Regions from separate parts of the Mus musculus genome. Here region 2 is linked to region 1. Evidence: chromatin loops called from intact Hi-C (ENCODE). Cell type or tissue: heart. All regions are shown on one strand.

Evidence for each region. Hi-C counts contacts between places; a loop is a spot of excess contacts. Peaks named below come from ENCODE experiments on the same cell type or tissue, not always from the same donor. Only the 100,000 strongest peaks of a DNase experiment are listed, where the experiment ranks them.
Region 2: it touches region 1 in a loop (2.1-fold over the local background); 3 of 42 quality-filtered maps call a loop at or near these places.

What each region holds. Positions count from the first base shown.
Region 1 is chr2:144,041,122-144,049,121 of GRCm38, forward strand. The region is part of intron 1 of Banf2 (BANF family member 2); the gene reads left to right. Among named protein-coding and RNA genes, the nearest start is that of Banf2, 12 kb to the left of the region's middle. In heart, no CTCF peak of the experiment used is centred here; DNase peaks (open chromatin) are centred at 3,830 and 6,000; H3K27ac peaks cover 766 bases.
Region 2 is chr2:144,103,802-144,111,801 of GRCm38, forward strand. All of the region lies in intron 2 of Banf2os (a long non-coding RNA gene), which reads right to left. Among named protein-coding and RNA genes, the nearest start is that of Banf2, 75 kb to the left of the region's middle. In heart, no CTCF peak of the experiment used is centred here; a DNase peak (open chromatin) is centred at 3,790; H3K27ac peaks cover 92 bases; H3K27me3 peaks cover 3,102 bases.

The DNA.
Region 1 (8,000 bases):
ATTAGACTCTTTAGCCCTGTTCCCTTATGTAGCAAGCTGGCTAGAATGTGTTTCTGATGGGGGTATTAAGCTGATTCTGAAATAGCAACAGTCCTAGCCCATCTAGAATAAGAACTTCTTTGGTGGTGGCCAGAATGGAGGTTGCAGGTGTGTGTGTGTGTGTGTGTGTGTGTGTGTGTGTGTGTGTGTGTGTGTGTGTGAAGATCAAGGTGTCCAGGCATTGAGTAGCAAACCAGCTACTTGTCGTCTGTCCATCTGTGTCTTGGTGTGGCTTCTGTCTCACATTGCTGCTCAGAGTGAATCAAGCAGCATTCACTGTGCAGATGAGATGGCTAGGGGCACGAAATGTGCAAATGGCTCTCTCAGTTCTTCCCTATACAGGAGCACAGGTACCATACGTGTGTGCTCAGTCACTCCCAGATGACTCTACCCAAATTCCATGCAGAAGACTAGATCTGAGTAGAGGATGTTCTGCACACTTGTCCCACCAGAGCCTTGGAAAGACATCCAGATCACACCAGCGCTCAGGGGACTCTGAAAGAGCTGGAACCTGAGCATGGAATGCTAAGCCAGGTTTGCAGGTCTGGAAACCCAGCCATCTTCAGGGCAGGACCACTAGGATGTGTATCTCACTGAGAGGAACATGGAGGGAGAGGTGAGAGTGGTGGTCACCTGTTTGTAGACAGCTTCATGGGAAGAGCAAAACTATCCCAGAACAGCTTCATCCGAAGTTTAAGGGGAAAGCACCAATCCAAACTTCAGGTTTCCTAGGAGATGGGACTTGCTTGAAAGGACTCTTAACCCGAGCTGCCTGGTCTACAGTAACTGAATGTATGATGTCTAGTTGTATTGATAAATACAGATGACACGATTTCCTCTGGAAGCAAAGTCCGTAACAACAGAGGGAAACTAGTGGTATAGATTGGTTTGGTTGCATCCGTGTTACAAATATGCAAGTTATTGGCCAACAGTTAAAATTTGGCAACTTGAGGCAGGCATGATGGCACATATTGGTAGTTCTAGCACTCAGACAGCTGGGAGAGAAGAAACATCTCAGTCTGAGGCCAGTTCAAAGCAAATTATGGCTTGACAAAATCTTGTCACAAAAGAAAAAAAAAGTTGCTATTCTGTGTGATAACACATACTGTAATTTTAGCATTTTGGAGGCAGAGGCAGAAGATCAGGAACTCAAGTTCATCCTTAGCGACACAAAAAGTTCAAGAGGCCAGCCTGGGCTACATAAGACTGCGTCTCAAAGGAAGACAAAATAAACACCCCCTGTCCTCCAAAATTGGAGGCAAGCATGATGGTATCTTGTAATCCTAGTACTTGGAAGCCTGAGGCAGGGGGACTTGAGTGGTTTGAAGCCAACCTGAGCTACATAGCAAGTACTAGGCTAGCCTGGGCTACATAGCAAGACTGTCTTAAGCAAGCAAGTAAACAAACAAACAAAATGGAAATTGGTGCATAAAAATCCAAATTTTAAATTTTGGACTTCTTGGCAAAAAGTTCCACAAATTCGGTCAAACTTCCCCAAAGTAAGACAAACTTTTCAGAGAGAGGGTGACCTTCAGATGAGCAGGTAGGGACCCTGCTCAGCCCGAGTCCATACCAGTTTTGTAACCTCCGTCTCAGATGCAATTCCAATCCCCACTAACCATTGCCCTTGCACTGTTTTCCCTCCCAGGTTAATTGCCTTCTCTTGCCAGTTCCTTCTGGCTTTTGCGTTTGTCACCTACCCCTAACCAGAATAGGCGTTTAACAGTCCTGCTTTCAAAAAGATCATGGGACTAAGACTTCTTCTAGATCTACACCTCCTGACGATGTAGTCTTGAGGCTGACCCTTGAAAGAGGCAGAACATTCGCTGCCCAGGCGAGGAAAGGCAAATTCACTCCAAAGAGGTATATCAACACATAGCTGGGCAAGCTTCTTTAAACATTTTTTTAAAAAACATCCAGTCCTAGGAACTAAACCCTAGGGTTTTCTATTTGCGAGGTAAGCATTTTATTGCTGAGAAACACCCAGCTTCCCTTTTAGATTTTTGTTTTGTTTTGTTTTGTGACTCAGTGTTGCCCAGCCTGGTTTTGAACCTGTGATGATAGCGTCTGGGTCATCTTCCCTACTGAATCAAAAGGCTATAACCCTGCAGATGTCCAGAAATGACTCCACTGCTTCTTATCGTTTGCAAAAGAGCTCCAAGGATAATGCCATCAATTAAAGAGATAGAAGTCGCTGAGAAATCCTTTCCTGCGTGTTCATGGGAACTCCTATGAATTCCACACAAGTTTAAAGGGCAGCTCCCATTGGGGCTCTCCTGAAGCCAGACACAACCAGCCTCCTGATAGTTATCTCAGGAGGGTCTTTGTTTTCAGTCTTGATGACCCAGAAAGAGATTCTGGATAAGTCTTTGCATCTAAACCTGCAGAGGTGTTAGCTGTTTTCTTAGGCTTCTGGCCCCTTGAGAATCTAACCCATGGCCAGTTCCCAGACTTCTACTAGTTCAGCTGGTCAAAGTGGGCTATAAGCTCAGAGCTGGGGAACCTCCAGAGCCAGGTCTTTCCTCCAAAGCAAGGACTCAGAGCCAAACTGAACTTAGCAGATGCTGCCCCAGCCCTGCCTCTTGTCTTTCAGGGCCACCCTGTGTCTGCTTCCCTTTCAGTAGCATGGCCTAGTGAGTGCGAGCTGAACTGGAGGGAGGCAAGCTTAGCCAGGCATGGGAGAGTGCAGTGCAGGAACTGAGGAGATAACTGGTTCCATTTATTAGGGACAGGATGGGTATTTATGCTCCTGGGGAGGTGGCTAAGGTCTCTGGAACAAGGTTTGTGTGGCTATGTAGCATTGACCAGGGCAGGGGTGTTGGAAAATGCTTTTTCTACATTCTCAGGGACTGTAAGGGGTGGGGACCTTATAAGTTCAAACAAGGAGTGAAGCCTGAGAATTGTCAAGGTACCAGATTCGTACTAGGGTTGATGGTGGGGAGCTGGCTTTATGGCTCCCTGTTGGAGATGGAGAGGTAGCTATCTCCTGCTTGTCCTGTTTGAGGGATCAGGGATTGAAGCTCCCTTGACCCTTCCCCCACAACCCTGGGCTATTATGGTCCCAAAGTTCAGGACTCAAGTTCCCAATGTTTGTGGCTCTCTTTCCATGTGACACTGCCATGTACGTTCGGTAGGGACTGACTGTGATGTCCTGTGGGCTACTCATATCAAGGGCATTTTCCGAAGTTAAAAAGTTGATCTGGGGAGGGATCCCTGTTACACAATAGGGAAGTCTGAAAGTGAGACAGGATGGAGAAGATGGCTACAAAGCAGGTTACTTCCCTAAACAGTGTGCCTCCCTGAGGACATTTGGGAGATTGGAGTTGTGTTACCTAAGGGAATAGGTGTGTGTTGTCCATACCTCCCTGGTTGGGTAATACTCCCAGACACGGAATGGACAGAGCCACAGGCATTGGTTTTTGTGGGAACTCTTGAGTCCTGAAGGACCAGTGGCAGGGCTGGGACAGCATCTGCTAAGGTTGCCCTGGAAAGACTGGCTCTGGATCTTCCCAGCCCTCAGCATATAGCTTGCCTGTGTCTTTTACTGAGAAGACACGCTGGTCTCCACCACTCTGATCCTCCATTTCCCCAAATCAACCCATCAGTTGATTTTGAAGCAAAGTGTGGCAGAGACTGTGAATAGGCAGGCATATCTGAATTGCTCAATCCATGTAAGTCTCAGAACTTGCCAGTGCGACTGGGTTTCTCATCTCTCACTTGCCCACAGTCTTTATTCCGTTTCTATTCCCGGAATGAGCCCAGCTGGCACCAGGCCTCCTTTCCAGATGAGCAGGGACTTGCTGACAGCCAAGCTAGTGTTTGGCTCCCAGGCGACTTCTGAGAGACGCCTTGTCCTGCCTCCATTCTAGCTGTGTCCTCTCATCTAGATCCCTCAGATCTGCTCCCTTGCTCTGTGGAGAGGAAGGCTCAAGGTCAAGTCAGGAGCAAAGTCCCAGAGGGCGATTTCTGACATCTGCAGCTCTGCTGTTTTGGGTCAGAAGCAGAGGCAGCCCTAGGGGCTTCTGAGAGTCCAAGTGTGGGAGGGTGGCAAGAGAAACAGAACTACAATAATGAAAGAAATAAGAGGTCATCCATTCGATTGTGACTGAAGTAGGGATAGGAGCGGGGAGGTATGGAGGGGTCTAATGGAGGAGATACGGAGGGCTTGGAGGGACATAATTATATTTTAACTTTAAAAATATTTTTAAGGGCACAACAAGTCCAGTTATGGGGCTGAAGAGATGGTTTGGCAGTTAAGAGGACTTGCTGCTCTTACAGAGGACTTGAATTTGGTTCCTAGCACCCATCTGGGGCAGTTTATAACTGCCAGGATCCCAGCTTCAGGGGATTTCAGGGGATTGTCACCTCCTCTGGCCACTGTAGACAGCCACCTAGATGTGTACATATATACAGAGACATAAACACACACACCACATACAACACACATGTGAATAAAACTTTGTAAAGAAAATTAAAAGATGCCTACTTAAATAAACACCCAATAATGTTTTCAATGGAAGTCCATTGGGCCTTCCCACTTATACTGCAGAGTTATTGAATGTGTATCTGATTTAATTTTTTTTCATGAGATAAGGTCTTCCCATGTAACTCAGGCTAGCCTTACATGTTCCATCGTTGTATCTCAACTCCCAAGAATAACCAGCTTTCAGTTTTTTATCTGCTAAATCCCTCAACCTGGCTTTGGGAGGTGGGGGTCAGAAACAACTTCCTGGGGTGGTATGTGCTACAGACAAGTACAACTACCCTCAGACAGCCCTGTGTGCAACAGTCATACAGGTAGACAGTCAGGGTCTGCCAACTGCTTATAAAAATTACTTTTGCCTAGGGACCTTAACATATGCAGTGGAAGCCCAGATTCACTCTCACTACAATTACACATCAAAACAAGCAAAACCCATCTGTGCTTTTTCTTAGACATCTCCACCCTGTGGGGGTACAGGGAGACACAGCCTAGGCCTTGAAACATTTACATCTTGGGTGGCTTTTCTTAGCAGCAGAGTGAGGGATCTGGATTTCACTCACGAGCTCACTGGGACAGCAAAGGGACAGGAGAGGAACTGAGTAGTCTAATGTCAGGTGTAGCCAGCTCTTGCCTGGCCCCCTGGTACACTCTAGGGCACAATCCTGCCGAGGGGAGACTAGGCCATTGTGCTACTGTAGTTACTTACAGGCAAGGGGGCTGGGCCTCTGAACCTTCCAGGTGGCTCCAGGTTGGATGACTTTGTCTCCTAGGCAACAGTCCTCCCACAGCAATGAGGTTTGCTGTGAACCTGCAGCTACAAATGAGGCTTTCTGGCTGGGCGGAGGACCTAGACACAGCCCCCAGCAGCACTTACAGAGTACCCTATGTCCTTTCGTATGAAGATGCAAGCCCATTTCTGTCTAGTTCACCGGGAGATTTAATCTCCTTGGAGACAACTCTGCTCCACATGGGGGTCAGGACATAGATGGGAACAGGATCTAGCTCTCTGGTGGCAGTGCAGAGAGATTCTGAATGCCTGTCCGCTGTGCAGGATGACACCCTGGTCCTTAAGGCACTGTCTCTATTCTGGCTTGTGGTGTCTGGCCCTGCCCAGTCTGTCAGGAGCATCTTGATTTACTCAGACCCTGGTGGTATGCTTCTCTCCCAGGGGCCTCTTCATCCTGACAGGAGGCTTCTGCTTACTTACCAGCCCTTGAAGCACATTCACTCTGTTCTGTCTTGGACATGCGGGCTGTTTGCTGCAAAATGCCAAGGGCAACCACTCAGACGCTTTACCTAGACACTATATGGGCTGCAGCGCCGTCCAAGACACTTGGGAAATGGTCGTTTCCCTATAAGCCCAAGGAGACAGTCACTAGCTCCATGCGTAGCTTCAAACCCACCAGTCATCCAGCTCTACCCGTCTGGGATCTTCAGGCCTGCCACTTCCTGTTTTGTTCCAGAGAAGGGAAGGCAAGCCCCTGCCCCTACTTCCTGCTTCCTCAGCCCGAATTCTTCTTCTCTGCCTGGCGCTGCTTCCTCCTCTTCTCTGGCACTGAAGGCAGAGGAAGGAGGAACGGACAAATCGAGAGGTTTAAAATGTGTCTGTTTTGGTACACCCATGCTTACCCATGCTCACAGCAGCTTTATTCATGATAGCTGAGACGTCACAGTGTCCAGTGATGAATGAATGAATGGGCAACAAAGTATGTTCAGCCCTCTCGTCTGTGCTTTCATACTCCAAAGGCAGGAGATGTTCCTTAGAAAAACTGCATCTATACTAAACATGTGCAGGCATGCCTTGCTGCCTTTGCACCTTAAGCAATATTGTACAGCTCCTATTGGATGGTGTTTGCATTCCTTGGGTACCATGGGTTACTTAGAGATTACTTAAACTAAGCGCACAGGAAGCTGTACATTGGTCATAGGCACCTGCTACAGCCATGGATGGAGGAGACTTGACTCTCTGGGTTGTAGCATCATGGGCAGGGAGGATGTCTTGAACCAAGGGGCTGTTGTACTGTTATGTAGCCATATGGAGAAATAGTAGCCAGACTCAAAAAGGAAAGAAAGCTTGTCATATATGGTAGTGAGGATGACCATTATGGCATTATGATAAATGAAATAAACACAAAAACTCAAGCACCATATGAGCTTATGGTATCTGTAGTGTCAGCGAGCATAGACACAGAAAAGTTGTTAAATCCCAGTTAAAAACATGCACAGTGAACTTAAGTTTGCACAGAGACAGATTCATCGTGACAGAAACTAGAGTAACACTATTGTTGCTTTGTTTGTTTTGCCATCAGGGAATGCACCCCAGGATCTTGTACATGCTAGGAAAGGTTTAAACTCATTCCACTCCTGACCCTCTCCCACTTAAGAAATTTTTGTGTGCCCCCACACATGTAAGTATGTAAAATGGATGCACAAACCAAACATGCACTGGAAATGAAATGCAAATTTATCCCAAAACAATTCTTTGGTATCCATATAATTTTATTATTAAAGACAAAAAGCAAGTCTGCATACACATGAGTGTGGTCATTTACTTTTACATTAAGGCTTGACTGAAATCATGGCTTAGTTGGGGAAGGTCTTTTTCTGCAAGCATGAAGTCATGAGTTCAGATCCCCAGAACCCATGTAAAAGATGCTCACAGTAACATGCATCTGTAGTGCCATCAACCTTGTGGCAAGATAGGAGGCAAAGTGGAGAATTCTTGGAAACTCTAAGGTCAGGCAACTTGGCAGGCAGCAGCAAGATACCCTGAGACAGGGTCAAAAGTGAGGACAGACATTAGAGATTGTCCTCTGACCTCCACGTGTGTGCTGTGGTGCACTCACTCAGGCACTCAAACAAACACGCACAGGTACACACAAGCAGGCACACATATCATGTGTGTGCACGAATATACACTCCAAGACAAATGAAGAAAGAACAAATGAAGTCAGCCAAATCTGACTCTGCAGGATGTAGAACATCTTCACCATTTTTCAGAATTGACTCATATTTTGACTTTATAATTACCAGTGCTGATATTTCCTCTTCACATAAATATGTAATACAAATGGCAGAAGCATGCTTAGGACCATCTCAGAAACTGTTAGAAACTCTGTCCTCATCCCAAGCTAACATTCATTGAACAATTTTTTTATGTGTATGAAAAAAAACTAGGCAATTCAAATATCAATTCTTAAAGTATTCCCACACAGAGTTGTATTTTATGGGATGGTAATCTCCCCCACCCCTGCCAAAAAAAAAAAAAACAAACCCCTATAGACTACCTACCAAAACCCCAGTGCTAACAGGAGTTATTGACCAGGGTGGCACAATAACCCTCTCCAAACAGTACAGATGATTGCCGTTGCCCTCGGTTGCCTTCCTTAACTTGAAAGTAAAAGCCTATTACTGAAGACATTGAACACTTTGGATGCAGGTCTTGGAGAAATCCAGTTGGGGCTACCTGCAGACTGGC
Region 2 (8,000 bases), 63 kb after region 1:
TGAGTACAGGTCCTTTGTGTGTGTGTGTGTGTGTGTGTGTGTGTGTGTGTGTGTGTGGTATGTGCATCAGATGGCTTCCTCTGTTGCTGTTTTAGGGTCTCCTTGATGCAGAATCTCCCACTGCAGTGGCGGCTCACACTTCAGTGGCTGGCCTGCAAGCTCTCAGGAACCCTGATGTTACAGGTATCCATACCCACGACTGTCTTTAATGTGGTGCTAATGATTTGCAGAGTGAGCACTGGCAGACACTCAGCCCTCTCCCAGCTCTGTGCCCCACCTCCAAGTGGCAAATGATTATATTTGCTGAGTACCTAGAATGTGCCTCGCAGCACTCTCAGATCTGAGGAGCTAGAACAAGATCCTTAAAAACCCTGCCTTTGATGGGGATTAGCTCCGTGGTACAGTGCTTGCCTGGCACATTTGAAGCCCTGGATTCAGAGGGGAAAAAAATCCCTGGCCTCTTAGGATTTACCCTGGGTTGGGTAGGAAAAAAGACAAGTTAAACAGCTGGCGTTGCGGTATGTTAAACAGCTGGCGTTGCGGTATGTTAAACAGCTGGCGTTGCGGTATGTTAAACAGCTGGCGTTGCGGTATGTTAAACAGCTGGCGTTGCGGTATGTTAAACAGCTGGCGTTGCGGTATGTTAAACAGCTGGCGTTGCGGTATGTTAAACAGCTGGCGTTGCGGTATGTTAAACAGCTGGCGTTGCGGTATGTTAAACAGCTGGCGTTGCGGTATGTTAAAAAGCTGGCGTTGCGGTATGTTAAACAGCTGGCGTTGCGGTATGTTAAACAGCTGGCGTTGCGGTATGTTAAACAGCTGGCATTGCGGTATGTTAAACAGCTGGCGTTGCGGTATGTTAAACAGCTGGCATTGCGGTATGTTAAACAGCTGGCGTTGCGGTATGTTAAACAGCTGGCATTGCGGTATGTTAAACAGCTGGCGTTGCGGTATGTTAAACAGCTGGCGTTGTGGTATGTTAAGTTGAGGTTGATAAGGCAGGAAAGATACATAGGAGGTGTCGGGGGAGGAGTGGATTTCAATTTTAAAGTGGGCATGCAAGTGCTAAGGAGGCAAAAATACCTGGAGAAAAAGGTCCGAAGGATGCATAGGTGCAAAGGCTTCTGGGGCTGCAGAGGGTCCACCTCTCAGGGATGGACTCCCCCAACACACCCCCACACACACACACACACACACATACACACCTGCTGCATGTTCAGGGGATTGGAGCCTGGGATCTCCCCAAAACACACACACACACACACACACAGGCACACACGAATGAACACACAGGCACACAATTGTGTGGGGCATGGAAACACCAGAACTCTAGTGAACAGGAGGACCATTTCCATTGGAGGGTGATGTATGTGTTTCATCTGCGAGTGAACACCCAGACAAGAGACAAATCCTTCCTCTCAGGTGGGCAGCTATGGACAACGTCTTAGTTTCTTTTCCAATACTGTGGTAAAATGCTTTGCCAAAAGCAATTTAAAGGAGAAAAGGTTCATTCTGGCAGACACCGTCTGCCAAGGAGGCAGGAACTTAAAGGAACCGGTCAAGCCACATCCACGATCAAGAACAGAGAGCAAGATGAATCCCTGCTGCTTCCCAGCTCCTTTCCTCTCCTTACACAATCTAGGGAATGGGCTACCCACAGCAGGAGGGCACCCCCACCTCCATACAATCAAGATAATCACCCACGGCATGTCCAGCAGCCCCTCTTCCAGGTACTACTACATTCTCTCCAGGAGATAATTAACACTGAGCAATACAGAGTGCTTAATCAGTATAGGGAAGCCACAACACAGCCCTGATGTCCCCAGTTGCCTAAGAATGGGGGAGAAGCTGGAAAAACCTCTGAAAATGGATGCCTGAAAATCCTGCTTGTGGTCACCAGGTGCTTAGCTGAAAGGGGTGCTGTGTTGTATTTGAGCCTCCTGATACACCTCCTAGAATATCCATAGCAACACTATTCGCAAGAGCCCAGATTGGATGCGGTTCACAAGTACCCATCCATGGGAAGACATATAAATAACAGACACTCACACAATGGTGCAGGGCTCAAGAAGAGAAGTTGGTCAGCGGCCTCAGTTCATTAAGTGGTCAGCACATAAACACCAAGACCTTAACTCTGTCTCCAGCACTCACGTAAAAACTGGGTGTGGTACTCTGTGTCTGTAATCCCAGCTCTAACAGGGCAGAAGCAGCTGGATCCCTAGAGTCTGCTACCCAGCCAATCTAGCTGTATCCGTGAGCTCCAGGTTCAGTGAGAGACCTTATCTCAAAATATAGAGCAAACAACCATAAAGGAAGATATCCTTTAACCTCCGAATGTACCCCTATATACACACATATAGGAACATGGACATGTATGAATATGCACACACACACACACACACACACACAAGTAGGATCATAAGAGCTGAGAGACCCCCACTGCCATTCTTGCACACCCCTTCTAGCTCAGTATGAGCATAGTCAACAGAAAAAACTTTTCCCACCATGTACAGCTTCCGTTCAGTTCAATGGTGAGCACTCTTCAGAAACTCTTCTTTATCTTCAACACGGCATTTGCAGCCTCCCTTCCTCCCCCTTCCCCCATCCCACACCCATTCAGGGTCCTCAGAGCATCCACATTCTCTTTCCACATGCCCCCTACAAAGTCGTGGTTTTCCTACATAGGCATTAACCTTTGCAACCGCCCAGTACTTCTAGCCTCCTCTCCCCCTGGGCCCTGGCATCTCCTCCTTCTTTAAAAGCCCTCAGCGTGTCCACAGCCCTGGCAAGCAACAGCCCATTTAAGTGCCCTTGTCTTCTCCCAGATGACACCCCAGGGGGCAGGGGCTGCTTCTGTCTTGTCCAGCATCATGGCTTTAGTCCAGGCATATGGTTAGGAGACACCTAACATGTGTTAATAGAATGGTGCACCTCTTTGGAAAGGACTGTTCCAAAACGTTGGTGGTGTCCACCTACCCCTCTGCTACTATTTATATAACTCTTTTCTCTGAAGCCCATGCACAGGGTACCAGGAAGGCATGCAGGAGGATGCCCGTCTTCTTCTCTCCCTCCAGAGGACTCATCCTGAGGACAGAACCACACTGCTCCCCAGGGTTTCCCTGGGATGGAGCTATGGCTGTATGTATGAATAGAAACTCAGGGTTTCTATTCCTGCACAAATATCATGACCAAGAAGCAAGTTGGGGAGGAAAGGGTTTATTCAGCTTACACTTTCCACATTGCTGTTGATCACCAAAGGAAGTCAGGACTAGAAATCAAGCAGGTCAGGAAGCAGGAGCTGATGAAGAGGCCATGGAGGGATGTTACTGGCTTGCTTCCCTTGGCTTGCTCAGCCTGCTCTCTTATAGAACCAAGACTACCAGTCCAGGGATGGCACCACCCACAATGCCTCTCCCCCCTTGATCACCAACTGAGAAAATGCCCCACAGCTGAATTTCATGGAGGCATTTCCCCAACTGAAGCTCCTTTCTCTGTGATAACTCTAGCCTGTGTCAAGTTGACATGCGAAACCAGCCAGTACACTGCAGTAATGATTTGCTTTGCAATACACCTTCCCAAGGACACCTGGGTTCTCTTTGTCCCTCTCACACACCCTATCAATACCTTCTGGCGTCATCGGCCAACCAAAAGACTTGCTCCAAGGACCATTTCTAGGGCTCTGTCTTCTGAGAGGCTGGGTGGCTGGCCAAGAACTGAATTTGGAACAACCTTCCTTGAATGTTCTCTGTAGAATCCACAGGGTGATATCACCAAGTACAGAGTCCAGTGAGGAAAAAGGAGTGTTGTGCCAACCAGACGGAGAAACAGCTAGGACTCCAGAGCCAAAGGAAAGTATGAAGCTAAAAAAAACCAAGGGGCCGATGACTGGGAGTGTTTAGTAGATGCTGGAAGAGGTGAGGAAGGATCCTCACTGCCAGGGCCAGGCAGAGCGGGGCCTGCTGATACCTGACTTGAAAGTCTGCCTCCAGAACTGTGTGGTGCATGGCTCTGGTACAAGGTAGCTTTTGAAAGCTACCTAACTTGTGGTAATAGTTACAGCATGTGGCTACTAGAGCTTTATATTGTTACTTGGCATTACTTTATATTATTACTATTCTCCAGAGGAGGAAACCCAGGGTCAAAGAGTCCAGGTGGTTAATGTAAAGATAACAAAGGTGTAAGTGAAGCAGTCAGCACCAGTTCAGACCTGTCAGCACCGGTTCAGGGTTCCCTGATATCAGGTCCCATTGTCATTAGCTCTCTCAGTGTTGTTGACATGCAATCTCCCAGACACTCTCTATGCATTTAAGATAGAGGAATGAGATACTCAGATTTAACTGTCAGCTCATAGTATTGTCAAGTCACCTGCGAATAGAGTCTCAGTGAGGGGTTGTCTAGCTCAGGTTAGCCTATGGGCATGTCTAGGGGGAACTGACTTGGTGATGTTAATTGATATGGAAGAACACATCTTAAAGGCACCTTTTCCTGGATTTGGTCAAGGGCTGTATAAAAGAGGAAGTGAACTGAGTTGTAGACACACAGACATCAATTCTCTTTGCTCTTCACTGTGGATGTGACTGGCTGCTTCAAGTTCCTGCTCTGACTTCCATGCAACGGTGGAACGCAACCCAGAATTCTGAGGTGAACAAACCCTTTCTCTCTTGAAGTCTTGTCTGGCTATTTTACCACAGCAACAGGAAAAGAAAGCAAAACAAAGGTCTGTCCCATGTAGCATTTATCTGGAAGCAGGCACACAGGCCTATGAGTAATCCTGTTGCTTAGCAGGCTAGACAGAGTTAAGAGTCTATGAGCAGAGACTGGACAGGGGAGGGGAGGGTGAGTGAGCTCAGAGACAGTTTGCAGTGCTAAACAGAGGCAGTTGGAAAATTGAAGCCTCTGCAAAGATATGGGAATGGAGACGGTGAGTCTTGTGGATGTCTTAGAGTGTCCCAGGCCTGAGTGTCCCCAGGCACAGGACACTTATTATTACAGTAGGAAACTGGAGATATGTTAAAAGGGACAATGAAACTCTCTAAGCATTAAAATCAGGCTTCAAAGTATGTTCCAAAGAATCCTGCAGATTGTAACAGGAGCTTCCAAGGCCACGACACAGCCTCACCCCACTCTCCCCATGCTCAGCCAGATCATTCAATCTCAGTTCTCATCTGCTTTGTCGCCTGAGGTTCTCACTGAACTTCATCTAAGGAATCCCAGAGCTGGGAAGCAGGCCTGGGGTAAGCTGCAAGACAGCCATTCTCTGAAAGAGAAAGAGCCTACCAGACAGTACCAATGGAGTTGAATGCCCTGCACTAAGTGTAAGAAGCCAGACCCAAACAGCTACCTTCTGGTTTCACTTCTAGGACATTCTATAAAGGACAAATGTAGGGAGACAGGGAACTGATGCAGACTGCAGAAACTGCAAAGGGGACTGCTGCCTGCATTGCCCACTGATCCTTACTGGGAATGCTCCACAAACTTGACCTCACCCTCGCCACCCAGTATTTGAAGATTCTGCTTGAGTTATCTTTTATTCTGAGGGCACTATGAATTGTGACAAAAGGACACAAAAGACAAACACCTTGGGTATGAAGAGCAAGAAAAGGAAACACACTATCAGTGTGCACTCAGGGCCATCGGCTAGTGACTTCAATTCCTTTCCTATCACTCTGTTTTCATGCATAAAATTCTCACTAGACTTCCGTAGAGAAGCTGTAACTCCACAGGGCTCCATGTAGCAGGTTGTATTTCCCAGAACAGCAAGAGATACTATTAAACATAAAATAATGAAACCTTGTGTCTCTAGTTTGAGCAATAATTTGGGACATAGTAACAAATAATTGGAAAGGCAGGAACAGAGCCTGAGGGCACCTTAGCCCAGCACCTGCTCGCTGTGTGCTGGACCAGCAGCCTCTCTTTGGTCTGTCTTGTTCCTTCTTTAGAAAATAGGGAGCCCTCATGCACAGCCTACTGGAGGAAACTCCATGCATCCCACCCTAGAGCAAGAGGTAATAGCTCTCATCTGGATGTCAGGTGTTAAAGTTATACTGGGCACATAGTAGGTGCTCAAAAAATATCTGGCAGTTGAATGCACAACTCCCAGACTCACTCTAGAAGCTGGTAGAACAGTTAGCAGTATCAGTCTTTATGGAGGAGACCACAGTAAGCTAATAATGAGGACATTTTAGACGCACGTGACAGGAGGAAAGAACTAAGGGCTCTCTGACAGAGGACTGACTGTGTACAAAGGTCAAGGAGGTCTTCTGAGTAGATGACATCTGAACTGAGTCTGAAAAAGAATAGTAGCTACTCTGAGCAGGTAAGATGTGTGTTCTTAACAGAGGAATGCCAAAGGAAAATGCTATAGAGTATGAGTATATGCACATACACACATACACACCTGCATGTACACATACACATATGAATACAATACACACATACATATTCACATTCACACACATTAGTGCATACATATGCATACACACACACACACACTTTAAAATATAAAAGGAAGGTTCTGGGTCAGCATCAACTGCACGTATTCTTGAGCAGGGCAAATAGCAATAAGCAATAATTTGGGACAAAGAATGGAGCATTTTGTCAGGGTGGTCTTTGCCCTCCATTCCCTGCTGTTACCTTGGGTGATCTTTTCTTTATGGGCCTCTGTCATTAGTATGCAAAGGAGTTTGGTTGGCATCAGTGGGATCCTTGAGGCTCATGCTAGCCTAGGAGGGCCACTTGTGAACATCTCTTTCTTACACCCTGGATTCAGCAATAACCCATGGGGTAATGGAACTTGGCCATGGGAGGGTACTTACACCACCCCTGGGGTGAGGGGCTGGGGGTGGCTACGACTGGGGTGAGGGTCTGGGGTAGCTACAGATGGTGACTCAGTTTTCTTTTAAGATCTAGTTTAATGCCTCCGGCACATCCTTGGCCTGATCTGGTGCTTCACGAATTGTGCTGAAGTTTTCTGTAGCAGAGAAACGCTTACACAGAACCCAGAGGCCTTAGAGCCGAGCATCTTAGAATTGTCCTGAAAAGCACCGATTAGGGGCTAGAAAGATAACTCGGTTAATTAAGGGCACTTGCTGCTCTTGCAGGGGACCTGGATTGAGTCCTCAACACCCACACCGGGTCACTAACAACTATCTGTAACTCCAGCTGCACAGGGGGGCCTGATGCCTCTGGCCGCCATGGAGCCAATCTATGCTTATGTGGTCAGACATACTCATACATGTAATTAAAATAGTTTTGAAAGAAAAAAAATTTGAAGGATGTCTCAGGGACCAGTGAGGGGATACCAGGAGTAAAGTCACTTGCCATTCACACTGATGATCTGAGTTTGATCCTCAAGACCCACATGGTGGAAAGAGAGAAGGGACTCCAAAGACTTGTCCTTTGTCCTTGAAATCATGCAGCGGCATATGTAACATCCCCATAAATAAATCATGGTGATAAAAACTATTTAAAGGCACCTATTGGCTAGTCAGGGTGGCTCCCACGTATAATCGCAATGCTTGGGAGATTGAGGCAGGAGAATTGCCATGAGCCTGAGGCCAGCCTGGGCTATATAATGAGTTCTAGGCCTACCTGAGCTCCACAGCGCAACACTGTTTCAATTTTAAAAAGCAACAACACCGAAAGCACTGGCTGTAGGTTTAAATTTACAATCGGTATGTATCTGCTTCTTGTTTATTCAAACTTTAAATTTTAATAAAAACATTTACAGTTTTATTGCCCTAACTTCAAGAAGATGATGTATGTTGTTGATTCAGAAGGACTTTTTTATATCTTTATATCATTCCCTCCCTCCCTCCCTCCCTCCCCCCATCTCCCATCCCCCATCCCTTTTCTTCCATTCTCTGCCATCCTATAGGCAGGGCTAGAGTCCTCAGTCCCTGCAGGGCCCATCCACTCTCTCTCTTCCTTTGCCTCTTACCCATTGTAACCCATGGCCTTAGAATTAGGATTGGAGAGGCGTGGCTAAGCCTTAGCTGCTT